Regions from separate parts of the Homo sapiens genome. Here region 1 is linked to region 2. The links are chromatin loops, found by intact Hi-C in ENCODE. Cell type or tissue: IMR-90. All regions are shown on one strand. Each heading gives the region's core, and the rest is flanking DNA. Links, peaks and the distances in the headings are about the cores only.

Region 1 (10,522 bases), core at 1,628-9,627, 71 kb before region 2:
GAACATTGTTAACTCACATGTATATAGTGCATTATAATTAATAGCAAGCACTCCCATAAATTGTTTCATTTGAACCTCAGAGCAAACCCATGAGAGGGAAAGGATTAGTAGTAATACCTCCATGCTACAGTTGGGGGGACCGAGGCTTAGTGAGGCCAAAGTCACACATTATTCTATATTAGTTTCCCCTGGCTGTTGTAACAAATTACCACCAACTTGGTGGCTTAAAACAACACAAACTTATTCTTGTATAGTGAGGGGTTACCTTTTTTCCCTGTATCATCATCACACGGCCTTCTTCCTCTTCTGTAGTCAAATCTCTGCCACACTCGTGATTTCATTTAGAACCTACCTGATCACTCAAGACAATCTCCCCCATCTCAAGATCCCTGACTTAAACACATCTGCAAAGCCTCTTTTACCATATAAGATTCCAGAGATTAGAAGTTAATGTGTCTGGGGACCATTACTCAGGTTACCACACGCGTCAAATTTGTAGCAAGAGTTCTACGTTCCCTGTTGAAGCATTTCCACTCATTTTCTTTCTCTTTGGAATTTGCAGTCATCACAAAGTTGCTACTTTTTCAGTTAAGTTCCTGGTCAAGGGCTGAGCAAGTGACCCCTCCAAGCATGCTTCTGCAGTCAGATCACCAAATCATGCGGACAAAGTGAGCCTCATGGTGACGGGCATCACCCTGAAGTGGCCCCATAGGCTGCACAGTGCTTTCACGGTTCTACATCTTAGCCTTCAGTCCCCTCTGCCCAGGCACATCTTTCTCTTTTGTCTTTTCTCCCATTGAGTCTCATGCCCTTTTCTACCCCCAATCCTCCTCAACTGGACCCTATGGGCTGCTTCTCCATTTCACCAGGGCGGACACATTTAGTATCCTCTGCAGTTGTCACTGACATTCTGTTTACTCCCTGGAAGGCCTAGTTATTAATGGCACTTTCACCCTTTCATTGCAAATTGCAAAGACCTTCCCCAGGCCCCCAGATGGCCCCTCAGAGAAGACGCTCTGATTCACAACAACAAAATAAAGCAAGACCCAGCTCTTCTTTGGGAAGCTAATTTAAAATCCCCTTGTTCCTCTTTAGCCCCTATCAGTTTTTCTTTCATATAACCACCAAGATTAAAATATAAAGTATATTTTGCTGAGAATCCAACTGTCTCAGGTGGGGGCAGGACCATGCCTGCTGGCTGAAAGGGGCTGCTCCAGGAGCTCTGTGAGACAGCTGGCAGAGGTGGCCTCAGACTGCCGAGCTGTTCCCACAAGGGTCCTCCAGCAGGCAACCTACTCAGCACCCTCCATATCCTTCCAGGGCCACCCATCACCTAGTACCGGGCCCATCCATGGGGAGGGGACATTGTCTCTATTGGATAGATGAGAAGATAGTAGAAACGGTCCAATATCACACCCCTGTAAGTGCCAGAACCAGGGCCAGAAGCTAAATCCATTTAACTCCAGTGACAACAGTGAGTAAAATCTGGAGGCAAATTCCATGAATATGTGTCTTCTCCAACCACCATTGCAGAGATCTACTTTTGGGATTTGATGCATTCCCAAACAGAGACATGAGTTAACCAGAATAGGTGAGCAAGAAATAAAACTAGACATGAAGAAGATATTCACAGTCTGCCTCCTCTTATCTCAAGTGTTCATTTTATACAATTACACTTGTTACCTGATAAATTTAGGTTATACACATTTTAAAAATCCTCCTCTTTCCCTTCATCCTGAACCTGCACCTCCCAACCCTTCAAAAATTTGTCTTAGGTTGAAAATATGGATTTCTTTTTTTTTTTTTAATTTGTTTTCCACTCAGGTCTTGGGCCACAAGATTGGAACCTAGTCATAGAAGGCTTCCCAGCTGTGTGTACACATTGCTTCCATCTTTTTTTTCCTTTTTACCTTTGGACACGTGCTTCAGAAAGCCCATCTGGGTCTTTGTGCTCACCTGGGTTCATATTTGTGGACCGTTTCCACGGCTTTGTCAATTTTCTGTGAATAACAGAGTGTTGTGCATAACAGCAATGGGTCATTAGTCCAATTAAGTCTGCAGCCATTTCAATGGCTTCTGTAGGAGGAGATGGAACACAATATGTAATTTCAGCTTTTCTTGTGATGGTTTTCAATCCTTCCATGAACTAAATCATTATATCAGTTTTTTATTTTTTTTTATATGTCCCATTAAACTACAGAACTGGAACATACTTGTGAATGGTTTCTTTCTGCTTTAACTCAAGGAGTTCCTGACATAACAAAAACTGGTAATTAACTGGCTCAGAGACTTTTACAATAGCCTCTTTAAATAAGTTCCAGCATGCAGCCTCGCCATCCCACTCCACACTGCTGATAGCGCCGCAACGCACCCTCTATTAAACCAGCTATCACTCCTGCCGTCAGCTCCCTCACTCTCCGCCACGCTGTTGTTCTGCCTGGAAATGCCCACCTCTCTCCAGTTTCCCTCCTTAGTGAAGTCATCCCTTGATGTGGGACTCCTCCCTCTCTGTTCTCAGCCAAGCCCTTTCTTCACTCCCTGAGAATTCAACCTCAATAGCATCAGCATCACAGGGCCAGGGCTTCTGAGGTTCATTTTAAATGTAGATGATGCAAGGATTCAGTCCAGAAGAATGTCCAGAGGAATGTCACCCTGGCTCTCAGCCACACGCTGTGAACCCTGATCTGCTACTCCACTTCCGCTTTCTACTACCAGCCTCAGCAAGGAAAGCCCCAGTTTCTTTCTGGAAATAATCCAGTCAGTTCAACAGATTACCACAAAAGCCCCTTCCTGATCTTCCTGCTCCCAAACTTGCCCACCCCACCTACAGCTCCTTTTCCACAAAGCAGCCGTAGTGCTCTTTGAAAATGCAGCATTTCTCCCTAAGGTTTTCATTGCCCTTGGAATAAACCTAATTCCTTACCAGGGCCAGGGTCATCTCTGAACACTCTCCTCATGCTCACTGTGTTCCTACCTCCCTTCTGCTCCTCAAAGCCAAGCCAGCGTAGCTCTGGGGCCTTTGCATCAGCTGCACCCTGGGCCTGCAGTGCCAATTTGCATATGTCTGGTTCCCTCTTGCCTCAGGTCTCCACTCAGCAGTCATCTCCTCTGGGAGCCCTTCCTTCACCACCACCACCACACACACACACACACACACACACACACACACACACACACACACCACAAACCACTGTATCCCTGTATTCTATTATTTACTTTTATTTTTAATAACAATCTCACTCTACAATTATTGCTACAATCCTTTGCCTATCTGTACCTGTGTTTCACCCATAGAATGTAAGCCCCTTGAGAGCAGAGACCATTTGTCTTGCTTGTGTCACATCTGCATCTGCATTTGGCACACAATAGATGCTCAGGAAATATTTCTCGAATGAAGGGTTTTGTAACAGGAGCTGTACGATGCGCAGAAACTCCACCAATGACCAAGACCCCCCCACCTTGGGCTCCACAGCCTAGAGGGGTAAGCAGATAAGAAAATATTATCTGAACTCAAGTACACTTTAGAAGTGCAATGGGGATGCACTGTGGTGGTGAGCTGTACAGGGCCTTGGGGGAGCAGAGCTCTGCCCTTATGTTAAACCACCAAGGTGTGTGTAGATCAAGGATAGGTGATCTTTGGCAGAGGTTTGGTACTGAAACAAAGTGACTGAAGTTAAACAACAAACACCAAACACCAAACTGAAATGAAGGCAGTTCCTGGTTAAATACACCAACTCTGTTAATAACTCACCCTGCTGTGCAAATTTATTAAAGCAGTCTCCAAATAAACAAGTCCTAAAACTAATCAGGAAGTGGAAAAACATAAAAATAATCCCCAGCCCACAACACACAACCATGAAAACAAGAAATAAAGAAAAATCTTCTATATAAAACCCGCGGGGCCAAACTCTGTCCTCAATTAGTGGTGCCGGCTGCCAGCTGAAGTCAATGGAGGTTTTCAGTCCAATAATAGAGGCAAGATTCGGGGCCCACGATGCATTTCATTTACTTTTGGGTAATAAACCAGGAATGTCAAGTAGATGTGCGTGGGCTTCGATGACATGAAACTTAAACCTAACAGCACTATCCTCCATGTTGAGATCCACTGGAGCTCAGGGCAGCCAAGGAGGTTCTACAGTGTTTGTGAAGAGACAACTTGCGTGGGTTGTGCTAGGCATCACTAGGAGGAGGGAACTCGTCTGGCCAGGCCTACACCCTGCCCAGGACTGGCTGCATAATTTGTGGGCCCCAGTGCAAAATGAAAATAACTCCTTGTTCAAAAATAATTAAGAAGTTCAAGATGTTAACAACAGAACATTAAACCAAGTCCAAGGCCCTTCTGAGCACAGAGTCCTATACAGTTGCATAGTTTGGACACTTATGGAGCCAGCCCTGAGTAGGAAAAATTCTGGAACACAAGCTTGGGCTCAGATTTAGAGCTCTGCATCAGTGTCACAGCTGACAATTTTTAAGCACTTCCTATGTTACCAGGAACTGTTCTAAGTGCTTTACCCATATTAACTCACTGATGCCTCACAGCAAGCCCATGCAAAAAGAAGTCCAAGTAGCCCCATTATATATTGAACAAATTGAGCTGCCCAAGGTCATACAGCTTGTAAGTGGCTGAGCCAAGATTCAAACCCACATGATCTAGCTGTTAGCCACCTTCTACTGCTTGTTAGCAGTAGTCATGTTAACTGTGTTAGTCACTCGACACGTCATTGTGTTTCTCTCATTCTAACAAGCCTCTTACTCATATCTCATGAGATTCATTTCCATCACAACCAAGGACTGTCTGAATTAAATTATCCACTTTGTGGCTTGCTACTTGTGTGACTTTGAATCAGTTCTTTGGCCACTCTAAGTTCAAATTTCCTCATCTGAATAAAAGAGATTAAAATAGTACTGATCTCATGATTGAGTTTGTTGAAGGAAAATGCCAGGTGAATAGGCAGTACTCAATAAAATGTTAGCTCCTGCTATTGCTATTATTGTTTGCAAACCTTAAATAGATCTTAAGCTGACTGTAATAAAATAATAGTTACCATGTATTGAAACTTATCATATACCAGGAAATTTACATAGATCATATCATATATTACTACAAACCTAATGAAGGACACCAAGATAACTAAATAGGGAAAGAATATTCTTTTTAACAAATGATGCCAGGACAATGACATATCCATATATGTACAAAATAATAAAGGTAGACCCCTTCCTCACACCATATACAAAAATTCAAAATGGATTATAGACCTAAATGTAAGAATCAAACTATGAAACTCTTAGAGAAAAACATAGGACTGAATCTTTATAATCTTGGGCTAGGCAATGGTTTCTTATACAGGGCACAAAAAGTACAAGCTACAAAAGGAAAAAACAGAAAAATTGAACTTCAACAAAATTTTGAAATTTTGGGCAACAGAGGACACCATTAGGAAAGTGAAGAGAACCCATAAAATAGGAGGAAATACTTGCAAATCATATATTTGATGAGGAAATTGTATCCAGAATATAAATAATTCTTATAACTCAACAATAGAAAGACAACCCAATTAAAAATTAGCAAAGAATTTTAATAGACATTTCTCCAAAGAAAATATACAAATGGCCAATAAGCACGCAAAAGATCTTCAATATCATTTGTTGTTAAAGAAATGCAAATAAAAATCATAATGTGATACCACTTCACACCAAGATGGCTAAAATCAAAAGGACAGAATACAACAAATTTTGTCAAGGATGTGAAGAAATGGAAACTCTTATTTATTGTTGGCGGGACTATAAATGGTACAACTGCTTTGGAAAATAATTAGATAGGTTCTCAAAAAGTTAAACATACAATTACCTTCAGTTCCAGCAATTCCACTTTTAGGCATATACCCAAGAGATTTGAAGATAGATAATTCAATACAAAAGCTTGTATACAAATGTTCATGGCAGCATTATCCATAATTGCCAAAGAAAACCCAAATGTCCATACACTGATGAATAGATAAACAAAATATGGTATATTCATACAATGAAATATTACTCAGCAATAAAAAGGAATGAAGTACTGATACATGTAAAAGATTGGATGAATCTTAAAAACATTATGTTAAGTAAAAGAAGCCAGTCACAAAAACCACATACTGTATGGTTTCTTTTACATGAAATGTCTAGCATAGACAAATCCAGAGAAACTGAAATAAGTGGTTGCTGGGAGGGATAGGGGAAAGGAGGAATGGAGAGTGACTATTAATGGGTATGAGTTTCTTATGGGGGTGATGAAAATATTCTGGAATTAGATAGTGGCAATTGTTGCATGACTCTAAATATACTAAAAAATCACTGACTGAAATCACTTTAAAAGGGTGAAATGTTATATAGTATGTAAATTATATCTTGAAGAAGCTGTTATGAACAACAAAACCCCCAAATCCTAATAAGGTAGGTTTCATTTTCCCTGTTTGGTAGACAACGAACTGAGATTCAAAGTGGGTAAGAAACTTTCTTAAGGTCAAAGAGCAAGGCAATAGGAGCTACTATTGAAACCTACATGCATCTCATTTCCACATCTACGCCCTTCATTAAACTGCTTCCAAAGCTCTGATAACAACAACAACAACAACAAAAAATCCTTCTCAAAACAAGAAAGAGGTTCCAGCCACATTTGGTTTAGATCTGAGGTCACTTAATTCAAGCCTCATTTTCTCAAGTCCTTTACCGCCAGCTTGATCCTAGGCCCCGGGCAGATGGGTGTGTGGTGAGACACATGGGAAGCCTATGAAAGGTCATAAACTTATGTCAGTCTGGCCACTGACCCAGACTGTGGCCTACTGGCTCTGATGGAGAAGTCTATCCCAAAAATCAATAGTAATGGCAGTGGCTCAATTCAATTGCTCACGAATCCCCATCCATCATTAGGACAGCAGAATGGCAATGCTGGCCTTGCTAGGACCTAGTCTTTCACATTTACAGGCTTCATGCAAGTAGATGGCCCTTTCACCCTTAATGATTCCCTATGTCAGAGCACTGACACGTCTCCTAAAGCAATACTCAATATTTACTCCTATTATTATACATTGTATTTACTATGACCTGTATATCATAATTATCCACTGACCTGTCTTCTTCTACTCCCTCTTCAGTGAGATTCTTAAAGAAAGGACTGTGTTTCATTCATTTAAAAATTTTCCACACCATAGAAACTTCCCATCACGTATTAACAAAAGTTCTAGTACCATTTCCTATGTGTATACTGTATACTTGCTGAGTGTCAGGCTCTAGCCTAAAGTTTTATGACAGTGATCATATTTGATTCTCCCAACAACTCTATGAGGTAGAGACTATCACAATCCTGATTTTACAGCTAGTAAATGGCAGCCCAATAAATCTCCTTAAACTTCTGTGAACCGTATTCTTGGTCAGTATAAACGCTATTCTTTCTGGGTCACTCCATAAAGACATGGGATATGTTTTCATTGATTCAGATCTTGCTGTATATGTACACCCTTAGCAAACATAGATGCTGGGCAGGGTGGTACCGACTGGGACATGACAGGCAGACAGCCCTGTCTTGGATCTGATCATAAACATCACGCCAGGGGTCAGCTGCCTAAATTCCAATCTTTCCATTCAGAAGGCAAGTTTATACAATTGCATACTTGAGAATTACCTCCATTAGAATTTGTTACTACACTAACGCAAAGTGAGAAATGGTATTGTGTTTTTAAAGTCCGAGTAATTTTGTTGAATGCCTTTATTCCCATTTTGGAGAGAGATTGGAATGTTTTCCCACCATGTGGGGCTATTTTACTGACTAAGGGCTGTGGCACCCACAGTCTGATGGTTTGTAACAATTTTCTGGGGTTTAGGAAATCACCTTCAGTGACTAAGTCAAGCCATTAAAAAATGGGACTATTCCTCTATTCACAACTGGCTGAAGAATTTCAGGTGTTTTACTCACATCCCAAGCATTCATAATGTCAGTGTTTAAAACCAGCTTTTCCAGTCAAAACCCTCAGCCAGGACTTGAAAGGGGATCTCAAGTTCTCTCTTTGTGATGTCAGCCATTGCAGGATTCTCACACCTTTATCAACTCTCCACAGCACTCCTAAAGGCCCTTTTTAATGGGCCTTCTGCTTCAACTTCACACTCAGGGACAGAATTTAAGACATGGGTTCTCACTAGGTGTACCTGTGAACACTGAATAAGGCATGAAATATCCCTGTGGCCACCTTCTGCTGTCTTGGCCTAAAACTCCATCTTAGCTCATCGTTTGTGCCACGTGCAACGAGGTCACCCACACTTTGCTGTTGTTGCCTGTTCTCCCTTTACCTTACCACCGGAAAGTGGGGTTTTCTTGTTGTGGTGATGGTTTTTTTGGCAGGGGGGATCAGTTTTTGTGTCAGTTTTGGCTTGGGACATGTATTTGTTTTGCTTTCTTTCATATGGTAGAGGGAGGGCTATGAAATGGAGCTTCTGCTTTCTTTACTGATTCTCTCTTTTCTTGGACCCTGTCTCTCTTCCACTGTCTGGTGCTCCATCTTTCCTAACCAGCATCCTCATACTACCAGCTGGTTCTCTTACGCCTACACACACTGGCCAGGTAGACATGTGGGGAGAAGAAGCAAGAGAATATTTGAGCCAGTCAAGACCAGAGCAGGCTGGTAGTTAGTTTGGAGAAGCTGTAGCTGTTGAGGGTAACACAGATGCCAGCCAGAGGCTCCCCAGCTCTTTGTGGGTATGAAGAAAATTGACCAGAACTTACCTCCCACCCATTCTGTGGCCTTTGGAAACCCAAAGCTCTCCTCCAGATTGCTGCCACTTCCAAGGGACCTCTTCTCAAGGTTTTCAGCTCCAATTTCTGAACCAGCTACCTTTGTCCCACACATATCAATCCCAGTGTGGAATCCGGTACTTTCTTCCTTTTCTGCAATCAAATGAAAATATCCTTCACCCAGCTCTTGCTCAGTTTTATAAACTTTACTGAACCACCCCAGGCAGGTTTCTGCTCTCTCCCTCCACTTCCTGTCTTCACTTCTAGATTCCATTCATCCACTTATCATGCCCAGCAGCTGCCTTTGCCCCAGGGGCCTGGGTGCCAGTCCAGGCTCCTCTCCCCAAGCACCCATCAGTCATCTCTTGGAACCAAAGACTCTTTTCCCTTAAAGAAACTCTGTTGTCAATTATTATAAAATTTTCTCTATCTTGTTACCCTGGAAAACCTTGGGACTGTTCAGAACACGGGAAGAGGGAGTGTTCTGCTGAGACGTCACTGGGAGCAAACGAAGTTACGTAAGAGAGAGTGAGGGCAAGCAGGAACTGAACAGGCAGATTAAGACATGGGCTGCACAGATGGCCAAATAAGAAAGGGAAAAGGAAGAGAGAGAGTTCAAGGAGAGGAAAAACCAGTCTTTGGGGGTCTGCAGGAAAACCCCTCTGAAAAAGACATCAAGGCAAGGGCAGCAAGAAAATCTTTCACCAGAGCTAAGCCAGCAGAACTATTTCTCAGCACTGTGGAAACTCACAAGCACTCACTACCAGTGTAGCTGGGAATCTAGGCCTCCTAGGATGCTGGCATCTTATCTGACACTCTTCACAGGAAGGCCCTGCTGCAGAAATGAGGCGAAGCTCAGCCTCCAAACTTTGAGATCCTTGAGTCTTGCAAGAAGCATTGATGGTTTTTAGTTTCCCTGAGCATCATCCCCTCCCTGCAACCTCATGAGCTGATCTCAGCAACATTGTTTTCACTCAATGCAGGTGGGGAGTGTTGGGTTCTAGTTCTGATTGAACAATTAGCTAGCTGTGTGGCCACAGGCAATTTTTTGACTTTCAGTTTGAGTCTCTGTTTCTTTACCTGTCAAATGTAGACAATAACACTGGCCTCTTAGGGCTGCCTTGAGGACTACAGACAATCTATAACAGGTATAACAGGTACAGGGTCTGACACACAGTAGGGGCTCAGTAAAGGGCAGCTGGTTCTGCATACAAATGGATATGAATCATTCATGTTTAATTATTATTGCAAACAATAACAAATGTAGTATGTCCCATTAATTTTATTGTAAGTTTTATTTCACTGTGATCAGTGATGTGTTGATAAATATATACTAACAATTATAGTTAAATCACAACTAGATCCCTGATTTGTATCATTTGCTGATTTCCATGATGTCAATACTACCACCCTGGCCGATTTCTAACTACCAATGTGATGGTAGTTAGAACTCTGGGCACAGAGTTGGGAAGAGAATGGAGCAATCAAGAGTCATGTGACAGGCCCAGGGCGCCTCTGACAGTAGTCTCAAATCTGCTCAGATGTATTCAGATGTCACATATTGGTGCTTACAAATTAAGTCATGCACTTACAACTAAAAAAAAAGGAAATATTGTACAGCATTCTCACTAAATCAAGAAGAGCCTCCTTAGAGGAAACAGAGATTGCTCCTTTAGTTCCCCATATGCCCCTAATTCCACATTCTGCCACTCCTTGGTCACCATTTGAGTGTTCGTAATTTTTAAATTAACAAAC
Region 2 (10,522 bases), core at 1,407-9,406:
GCGTGACACTCCCTTTTTAACAGATCCATTCATTCAACAAACATTTATTGGGTTCCTACATGCTAAGCATTGTAATGATGTAGAAATTTGGCTACATGGAGTTTGATTCAGGCTGTTGGGTGCCTGCCTGCTCCCCCAGACACAATGAGAGCCTCCCAAGAGCAGGAACCATGACTTTTTCTCTCTGAAGTCTTAGAGCCCAAAACTGCACCTGGAAAGAAGTTTTATTCCATAAATATTTATAGATTTTTTAAATTAAATACCCAGCATTACCTATAAGTCTTTGCTACCATTATTAAAAAACATAAACCCCAAAACTCTTGACTTCTGAGGCATTGCTAGCCACTGGACCTTATTTCCTGTGGAACCCCATAATCTCCTCTTTGAGATGGTAAAACATTCACTCATCCTCTGAACACTGTGAATTGTGTGCAATTTCCACAGCCCTTTGCATTTACTGGGTACAAGGTAGAGGCTGAGACGGGCCCCACACTAAGAGCTGCTCTTTTCTTAAAGATTTTTGGCTTCTATGAAGATTTTTATGTTGGAAGGAAAAATAGAACTCTGGATCTAGAAATCACTCCAAGTCAATATCCTCTTGGTAGTCTGGGTTGGGTGTGGGAAAGTTCCACTTGGCGGCTCTGAGGTCCCAACTACTATCAAATGGCTAGCACAAAAGAGAAACAAATTGGATATTGAGCATCTCTCTGACTCAGGTCTTGGGGTCTCACTGTGTTGGTGAGATCATGCTCTAGTGAGATGCTTCACAGGTATCTGGTAATTTAACCAACTTGTACAGGGTCCAAAACAAAGCCATCTTGTGCCATAGCAAAGTCCCGGTGAACTGGAGAAGGAGACACTTACGAGTGTGTGCCTAAATTGTTCACCTTCTACCCCGCCCACATCCCAATGTGGATGCCATTAAAAATCTCAATTGCTAATATCTGGAAGGTATCCTGCGCTCTCAGAACTAAGGCCAGGGTGTCATCTGTCTCTAATCATGAAAGCAGACTCTCTCCAAGCCTGAAGACTGAAGTGGCACCAAAAGTCTCAGGTGCTCCAGCCCAAGCCTGGTGCTATCACCCTTGGGACAGTCACAGCAGATGGTCCATTTTCACAAATGTCAAAAATCAGGCTCCAGACACTCACGAGGCCAGAGCACACCCTAAATTAGCTGTCGGCCACTTAAATCATACAGGTTACACTTTCTCTTTACCTTTTGCTCCCTAACGTTGCTCAGTGAATGACTGTATGAACTGTCGCTCTCCAAAGAGCTTCAAACGAACTCCATGTAAACAGTGCATCTGAAGAGGCCCACAGAACTTGAAAGAAGAGGACTTGGCTTCCCTCGTTCTTTGAAAAATATATCCTGTATCCCTTGGCTGGATCATACAGAAAAAGAAATCTGAGTTTCTTTCTTCTGCTCTTCCGGGGAGGAGGGTGGCACAGTCTGTCTATGGCTGAGCCCACAGTTGTACATGAAAGTTAATATTTCCAGGGCCCTGCGTGGGATACCTTTCCCAGAATTCATGTTCTCCATGGGAAACTGAAATAGCGCGTGACAGTTGCCCTAAGTAGATTTAAATAATTAAATTCAAAAATTCTCAAACCACTTGCTGTTTCAAATTTATTTCTTTAATAACAGCTCAGACTCAGCAACAGACTGGATTAAGGTTTCATTTATTGGAAATTTAAGGTATATCCAGCTCTGGGTGTTGTTTTTAAGTATTTAAGGGGAAATTTGTGCTGGGTGAAAATGAAGAGACTGCAGCATTATAAATTCATTTCCTCTATTAGAAGCAGGGCTGCGCCTGCACGCTGCAGCTGTTCCAGGAGGCAGTCCCGACAGGCTGGAGGGCGAGCCGGGAGCAGACAACCCTTTGTTTCCCCAGTAGGGGAGATTTGGCCAGTCCAACACCCTCGGCAAGAACGATTTCCTCAGTGGCGCCAGGCAGTTGGGCAGGATCATCTGGGGTGGTTTTCATGTGGCAAAGTAAAGCATCCTTTGGGATTCCAGGGCAACTTCTAAGGGATCCATTTGCATCTGTGACCTCAAACCATGCCGTGCCCCAGGCCCCAAAGATGGGAGGCTGCCATGGCCTGAGCCTAGTTTGCTGACCTCTGAAATAACCCATCCTGAGACATTCAGCAAAGCCTCAGAAAACAGGTGTTACATTGCAGGTAACAGCCCCACGGTACTTACTATTCATGCTAACAATTTTACAAACAAGTGAGTTTCTTATACATTCATCGCCACCCCCAGGCATTCATATTCTTTTTAAGTACAGAAACCTTAATTAGATTTTGACCACAGACCCGGATTTGACTTACCCTGACAGGGTTTCCATTAGTGTAATCTGTGGGGGAATTCGCTGTTTTAACATCTGTGTGCCTGAGGCCTATCTCACATTTACTGCAAAACTCTGAAAAGCCTCCCTTGTATGGCTGTATGTTTCCTCATGCTCCCAATTTCACAGAAGTCATTTCAGCACCAAACGGTAATTAGCAAAGGGATGGGCCTCAGCTGACATGAATGCAATTTATTGTTTTCCACGAGGCCCTGAACCAAGCAAACAAAGAACACAGTCTAGCTGTCTGGCATTTTATTAACTTGTATTGTGCGGTGCACCTTACTGAAGGGAGATCTTCAAGAGAAATTCAGCAGTTTGTGTGTGGCAACACACAGACTTTGGAAGAATATTAATTTCAGTTCAATTAGGCAAGTTTTGTGGTACCTCAGCCTGTAATAGAGGACAGCCACTTTTATAATTATCTTCCATATTAACTTTATCATCACCAGACTTCTGCATAAATTCAACCTTTCATCTTTAAAATGCCAACACTTCTTCAATTTTGGCAACCGTACAGCACTGCTAATTATTTGCTCATTATGTGTGGTTAACTGATGAATCATTAATAAATGAATGAATGGCTAATATATTTTTATGGTAATTGGAGATATAACTGATTGCGGACTTCCTTAGCTTCTCAAAACGGCACTGAATGAGCAGTGGCTGCCTAATTGTTTACAGATGATATTTATGCCCCCACCCAGCATTTCCCACAGTTGTGGTTTATCCCTGGCATATTCTCATCAGTCCAGGGTGGCGGCTTGAACCAGTCTGGGCAGAGGGGAGTGGGCGGCAGCATAACCGAGCTTCCCTTATTGTGTTTCTGTCACCTCGTTTGTTTCAGCTCAGCTGACACGTAACCACGTACGAGCCGCATGACCATTTGCTAGCAATTCAAACAGTGCTTGTGGACTCTATTTGACTAGCCATTGGCAGGGCCACAGCTATGACACTGCTGTGGTTACCCCTAGTCACAAACACATAAAGACTCAGATGCTGACACACAAAGACTCGGGCCATCCAACTGCCACCTGTCTTGCCTGGCACACCCAAAGGAGCAGTGGCCAGTGGCCACCCAGCGTGGTGTCTCTGTGGTTGAAGAGTTAAAGGGGACCCTTTGCAAAGTTTGACTGGGAGACTGGAGTCCAATTTGCACCACTGACTGAAGTCCAGAAAATAAAATCAACCAGAGATCCTTTAACTCCATTCACTGACTCACCATTCCACAGCTGGTTAACGTGTTTGGAGATTAACTGCTGAATTACAAAAATTATATTTATCATGCTGCAAATCAGTCAGCACCTATAGGTTAAAAACAAAGAGTACGTATTTGTTGACAATTCTTGTGAAAATGAAAGATAGAATACTTGCCAAATAAGGCTTGTTTAGCTTCACACAAACAGACGGAAGATCAAGTTAAAAATGCAAAGGAGATTACCAATTCTTAATTATAATTATTTAACCAGGTGGGTAGTTTCTCCTAATGAACATTTCCATGAAAACAGAATAACTAATGACAGTCTTAAAGAAGCCTTTGTCTTTCCATGTACTAATGATCACATTTATAAATATGCAGCAAGGCCCCCGTGTACATTGCTAATGATAAGTAATTAAGTACCAGGCGTGGGAAGCCAGTGAAAAGGGTCATGTTAATGCAAGAGAGGAAATTAAAAATGCAATAAAATAAGTTGCCTAGAAAAGATTAAATAAACTTCTGGCTTCTCCTTCTTCCAGACGTAAAAGAACAGTTTCCCCATTCTTGTAGTGAAGCCATGGCAGGCCATTCAACAGCTGGTTATCAAGTCAGACAGTACCAAGTGATCCACTTGCTTTCTACCTCCATCCCCATTTTATCCTGCAGGATTTCAGGCAGAGGGTGTGGCTCAAAGTAAAAGGCATTTTGGGTCACCAAAGGAGAAGATGAGCCCCTTGGAAAAAGGAAACAGTTGGCCATCACAGATGGATACCTTCCACTGGCTAATTAAATAGGACTTTGGTTGCTGTTGCTAAAGTACCACTTGTTTATAAAACTGTGTTGACCAATCTGGGTTTTTTTCTTGCTTCTGGAAGAAAAAGAGAGGACAAGATCAGTGCCTTTTCCAGTAGAGCAGAATAACCTTCTCATGTTGTTGGCTTCCCCAGCAGACTGCAGACTCCTGGAGGGTAAGACCACGACTCTGTGTTATTAGACACTGTAGCCCTCACACCTAGCCCTGCACAGAGGCCGTGAATGTTTAATAAACACTGGTTGAATAAGTGAATGAATGAATGTTCAAAATAAACCATCCCTAAGCCAAGGAGCAGTTTGTCCAAGAGCCCTGTCACATCGCTCCCCATCCAAGCAGCCCTGCCACCCAAACGCTGGCCCACTCAAAAGATGTAAGGGCTTTCTGTCATTCACTTACTGAGAAAGGCACTGATTCCTTCTTCAACATATCATCATCAAAAGGAACAGAAATTTGAAGCTTTAAGGAAAAAAAAAGGTCTTTGCAAAAAAAATCATATAGTTGGTTGTCAGACTCCTGTTTAGGAATTGACTAGGAATCCCAGCATCTCTTTTGAGCATTAAAGACACACAAAATGAATAAGGGCCTTCTTGGCAAAAGAAAAGGGACTTATATTTGGATCTCCAAAGCTCTTAAATAAGAGCAATTTTGATTTTTTTTTAAAGTATCTTAGTGAAGCTCTCAAACCACTGAAGATTTTTTTCTTTCAAACGTTTCGAACTCGTTGATCTCAAGTCTCTCCAGACCTCCACATTCCCTAACTGTTCTATGTGGTTAATCCCTGAGTGGGGGGAATCTAATTTTCTGCGGCTGCAGTCTCGGGTTAACAAGAAGGCAACCTTGATCTGAAGAAAATAGCAACCCACGAAAATCTAAACCTTGGCTGGCGATTTGGGGTAGCTTTTCTTGTTTAAGTTTTCTCCCCTTTTTTCTTTAACAAGTTTAAGAAACAAGTCATAAGGCAGAAAATCTAGGGTTTGGCTGTCTCTGCCCTGTTTTAAGGCTCCTTCTGAATTCAAATGAATCATTTCCTTTTACATAAAATCTTCAACGAGGCCACACTTCTTTTGTTATCAGAGTGTTGTCATCGGCAAGCCTGCTCGACTCTCATAAAGGCAATTTAGTACCTGACATTCGAGCAACGTGTGCGCGGGCCTGGATTTGCCTTACAAATAAGGGCTGCCAAGGAAACCTCTGGGGAGGCCGGCGGCCCTGCTCGGGGACACCTAAGGTGCATCTTTCATCAACTTCTCCGACAGGCCTTTGCTTCCCAGGGCGTGCTGTTCTGTACACAGCCGCCTTCCCCTCCCGAGAAAGTTCAGGACGGCGGCGGGGCCACTCTGCAAGCTTATCCTGACCCCCAGCGGTCGACCCTGTCATCGGGCCCGCACCGGGTCCCTCTCTCGCTGCCGGGCAGAGGCGAGCACCGCCCTGAGGTTCCCTGGATCCCAGGGACCCAAGCACCATTCGCTTTAATTGACAATTAAAACAAACTTCGGTTCTCACAAGAATCAACCGAGTGAAATTTCACAACTGCAAGTTTCACAATTCAATTCCCTTGAAGCAAAACCAACAGTTTCCCTGAGGTTTCACTCCACACCTCTCCATTTGTTGTTTAACTTCCCCCTCAAGTTTCTCTTCCCACACACAATTTTATTTTCAAGTCAGTCATGGAAACAGTTTAATTATGTTTCTGGGGGTCCCCGCATCCTCCCTGCCCCGGTGCTGAGTCAGCGCTTCCGCGAGCCCCAGGATGAGGACTCCAGCGAGCGCATGTTTATTAACAGAGCAGCGTGGCGCTCCCAGCGACCAGGGGGGCCCCCCCGAGGTGGCTATTTATGGCTTCTGCCCACCGGCCTGCCTGTTCAAGCTGTTTCATATTGTCAGCCACCGGAATCAAACAACCTGAAATAAGGCCTCCGCGGCCACGAATAGAATGCAGTCAGCAAACAACGTCCGACCCCGGCGGTAGAGTCGCCGGATTTAGCAAGTAAAAATACAAGATGCCCAGTTAAGATTGAATTCAGATAAACCACAAATACATTTTTAGTATAAGTATGTCCCAAATATTGCAAGGGATATGTTTGTACTAAAACATATTTGTGGTCTATCTGAAATTCACATTTAACTCGGGGCCTTCTATTTTATCTGGCAATCCTACCCAGTAGAGAAAGGAGAGGTTCTGTTTTATGGTTTTACAGCTCAGCTTCTGAGCAGATCGGGATAGTTCAGGGGGCCTGGGCCTCTCCTAAGAGTTAGGTGAGACTTATTTTTAAACGGTAGGAAAATAGTCCGAATGTGGATTCTCGGAGCCTCTCTGGAGGCTCAGACCTCCCTGGACATTGCCCCCCTTCTCAGTCCTACCCTCTTCTCTCCCTCCCTGTCTCTCTCCACTGTGGAGGCAGGACCCTGTCCTGAAGGGTCCCGTTCCCACGGTCAACCTTCCCAGTCAGCCTCAGGTGTCCTAGCTCGCAGATGTTGAAGCAAAAGTCAAAACCAAGGTAACTCTTTTTAGGGGGTAATAGATTTAACTGCAGCTGGGTCTTCAAGGGACAGGAGTAGCCATATTCTGAACTGCTATTTGTATCTACTGAAATGTAAACATTAAAAAAATTTAAAAAAAAACAAGTTTGAATTACTATCTTCCTTTAAAAAAAAAAAAGGCTACGGCCTTGGGAATACTGTACATATCTGTTACCGACAATTCTGAAAACCACCTCTGCAAGCCTGTCAGTTAAACCAAATGTTAAATGGAAAATATTTGGCGGGATTTAAAATTAGACCCGCACACATTACTTACAGATGTTTCCATGCAAAACACTTGAAACTGAACCACACCAAGTCATAAACCCCACAATGGTGTATTTTTTATACCCCAAGTTAATTTTTATTATATAAGTAGCCATATGAAGAAGGTATTGCATACAGCTTAAATTAAATACGGAGGAATGAAATCAGCAGTATCCCTTTACAGCATATGGCCCAGCAAATCAAATTACAAAGCTTTCCACATCTCATTAACTGCAATGAGTACAGTGAGTTTTCTAATAAGTCACATCTTTTTCATGTGAGTGGTGAGCAGTGACTTATTGTAAGAATTCACAGGATGACCCTTGTGCTGAAATTAAGAACTAATCTAAAATGGGCAGGGTCATCTGGTCAAGACTGATCATAACATTTCCTCATTATTGTTTTAGTTGGCATTGAAGCATATGTTTTCCTGGTGCCCCAGCTGAAAAATGCCTTTGATAATTTCACTGACAGCAAATAACCCACACACTGCCATTTAATGAGTTTGGGCAGGATTAGCTGACAATAAAGAATATAGTATAAATGTTTTTATTAGAACAGATTTATTTTTTAGCTGGGAAAAAAAAAAGAAGTCACATGGAAATGCTGAGCTGATTTCTACCCTTGTGATAGCGATCGCCCTGTTAGTGATGCAGGTGAAGAGGCAGAAGCTGCACGAAGCCCAGGGCTGGCCAAGACAGTGCCTTTAGGCTACAAATGGTGAAAGGCAAATTCCAGCTGGAACCTATACTCAGATGTCTGGTTCCTCCTTTGCACAACAAGAAAAAAAATACTTCTACAATTGCTCATCATGTGGCCTTTGGTTGAGATGAATTACCAATTTACAACCTCTTGTGTTTGGAGAGAAGCAAACTGTGCTCTTTTGAGGCAAGAATCAGGAACCTAAAATCATTTAAGCTTTCTTGTTTATAAGGCCAGAGTGAGGCCAAAAATCCATTTTCCTCTGTGCTCTAAGCCCTTTCAATGACGAGTTTCTCACCATCTGCACTAATAAATATGGACTGGTGTGTGTATAACCATACACTGAGGAGAAGGGAAGAGTGAAAGGATTTTAAATGATTGCAAATTGCTCTCCTGCTGAGATAACAGCAGTTTGCATGTGAGCCTCAGTTGTCACACATTAAGAATGGGCATTTGGCTTCTTTTCACACAGCTGCGAGAGAGAAGGGGTAAGTTTCAGAACAACTAGAGAGAAAAGCGGTCTGTTGTTCTTAGGGAGACAGGCTTTCTAGTGGCATCTTGCCCAGAAGCTCTTGCTTCGCAGCTCCAACCATGGGGACTGGAGACAGGATAAGCAGACCAGTCCCCAGAGCTGGGAGCAAGGGGAATCACTGAAGCCCTGAAACAGGATCATAAGCCTCAAGGCTCAGCAGAGATCAAAGGGATCAAGAATGGAAACAAGGCCAGAGGATTGAAGTAGCCTGGTGTGTAACAAAGTGATCCTTGAGTTAAGGTCAGTTTCTTGGGAAGACTTGGAGGCTTAAGACTCATCCGTAGGCACAAGTGGTCACAGGGAAAACTCTGTCTTGGGAAGATGCAAACAGCAGTCTAAGAAGGTGGTGTAGGTTAGTAGAGGCGGACAGTGAGTGTGCCATAGGAAGAGTAAGGCCACTGAGGCAAAAGCCAGTCATCCAGGGACCCTGGAGCCTGACTAGACTCAGAGGTCTCCTCCCAGCCAGAGAGAAGTGACTCCCTGTTCCTAGCAAAATGTAATGGGCAACTGTGGAAGCTTCAAAGAGACTGTCCGGTGAAATAGGGAAGTGTCTCAACAGTAGAACAGCAGCCACAGTGAAAGTGGAGTGCCCACGCCATCAGAAAGTGCACTTTAGGAAATGCTGAGGAGCGTGAGAAGACCCCTTGGTCAGAACACTTCCAAATACATCCTCCAACAGAAGGACCTCCAACCTGCCCCAAGGTGGGGCTGTGAAACCCAGTCACCTACCTCTCCTCTCAAGTGATCAACATGGGAGGGGAAGGGACCCTGGGAAGCAAGGGGGAGTAGGAAGTATCAAGTCAAGGGAGGAGAAGGAAAGTGGGAACTGAAATGGAGCAAAGCATCAGCCGTTGAGCCCAGACAAGGCAGTGGGATGAGCCAGGAAGACAGGCTGGAAAAGTCACCCGAGGAGGTGAGACTCCTAAGAAATACCTGTGGCTGAGCCCATGGGAGGAGAAGGCACTGTTAAGGGTGCCAAGCCTTTAGGACACCCAGGGGAAAACGTGGGGAAGCAGGGAAGGTAGGGGAAGGGAGAGTCTGCCATTAAATACATGACCAATCCCTGGTGAGAAGGAACGGCTAGCTACCACCCAAAGCAACTGTTCAGGATTGTGGACTCATACAGGGTTCACTCTTAGTGTTGTCTTAGGTCCTCAACACAAAACCTATATTAAAGCCTTTATCACCTAATTTCACCCTTCAGTTGTAATTGAAGCTTCCAAGCCTAACACAGGCCCTGGTTACTTAAACTGGAACCAAACAAGGAAAATCCCCGAGTATTGCTAGGTAACAATAACAAGTAATATTTGCACCACTTTACAGTTTACAAAGTGTTGTCATCATTTTTCTCATTTGCTCTTCATTACCAGGCTGTGAAGAAGGCAACTTACCCGTAGCTAGGAAGTAAAAATGGCCAGATCGCAGACCAAAGTCTTCAGATTCCAAGCCCAGTGTAACTTTTATTACAGCAAATATCTCTTATATACTGGTCAAATAACACTCTAAAATGCTCTGGCAGTCTGAGGAAATATCCATGTTGTACTCCTGGGGGAAGGTATTCAGGGATTAAACCAAAGTTCTCCAGAAGAGACCATCCTTCCCTTACACCTTAGAATATCTCCAGATCTAAAGTGTGTGTTGGAGGCATTCTGCCTCCATTCCTCCCTGACTGGTGCAGATGGAACAACGTTGCCGAGATGACATTCTTCAGAAACATGCTTTCTAGGACCCTCTTGGTAACTGCTCATTGACTATACTTGGAATAAGAGCCATAGTTGTTTTTTTGGCAAAGGAAGAAAATGAGGAAAGAAATCACATACAGACTTGAGCGACATCAACATGGCTTTCGAAGCAGCATCAGCCAGGGGAGCATCTAGCTCAAAGGAACTGGAGCTACCAAGTGCTATGTACCTTCCCCTTCCCCTCAAACCTTCTCTCTCTCTCTCTCCTATTTCTTCCTCTTTTTCCTCTCTCCATTACTAGATGATGCCCATGATATAGTCACTGTCTAAGAGGAAATAGGAAACTCTTTTATGTCTGCATTCTTCCTCCCCCACCTCCCCCCCACCCCCAACCCCACCCCCGCCAACTCTAGCAGGTGAATGGGGCCAAACTAAAGAGTGGTCTTGTTGAAGATATAA

Evidence for each region. A loop is a pair of places that touch in the nucleus more often than their neighbours do. Peaks named below come from ENCODE experiments on the same cell type or tissue, not always from the same donor. Only the 100,000 strongest peaks of a DNase experiment are listed, where the experiment ranks them.
Region 1: it touches region 2 in a loop (2.2-fold over the local background); 4 of 110 quality-filtered maps call a loop at or near these places.

What each region holds. Positions count from the first base shown.
Region 1 is chr1:87,218,581-87,229,102 of GRCh38, reverse strand. It overlaps LINC02801 (long intergenic non-protein coding RNA 2801), which reads right to left. Exons shown (of 4, transcript NR_167752.1): 2 at 8,759-8,920. Among named protein-coding and RNA genes, the nearest start is that of LINC02801, 11 kb to the right of the region's middle. In IMR-90, for the core only: no CTCF peak of the experiment used is centred there; DNase peaks (open chromatin) are centred at 2,592 and 4,692; H3K27ac peaks cover 1,593 bases.
Region 2 is chr1:87,147,274-87,157,795 of GRCh38, reverse strand. The region is part of intron 2 of LINC01140 (long intergenic non-protein coding RNA 1140); the gene reads right to left. Among named protein-coding and RNA genes, the nearest start is that of LINC01140, 23 kb to the right of the region's middle. RefSeq lists enhancers at 5,424-6,022, 6,023-6,621, 8,419-9,083, 10,419-10,522. In IMR-90, for the core only: a CTCF peak has its summit at 5,717; a DNase peak (open chromatin) is centred at 7,955; H3K4me3 peaks cover 425 bases; H3K27ac peaks cover 1,215 bases.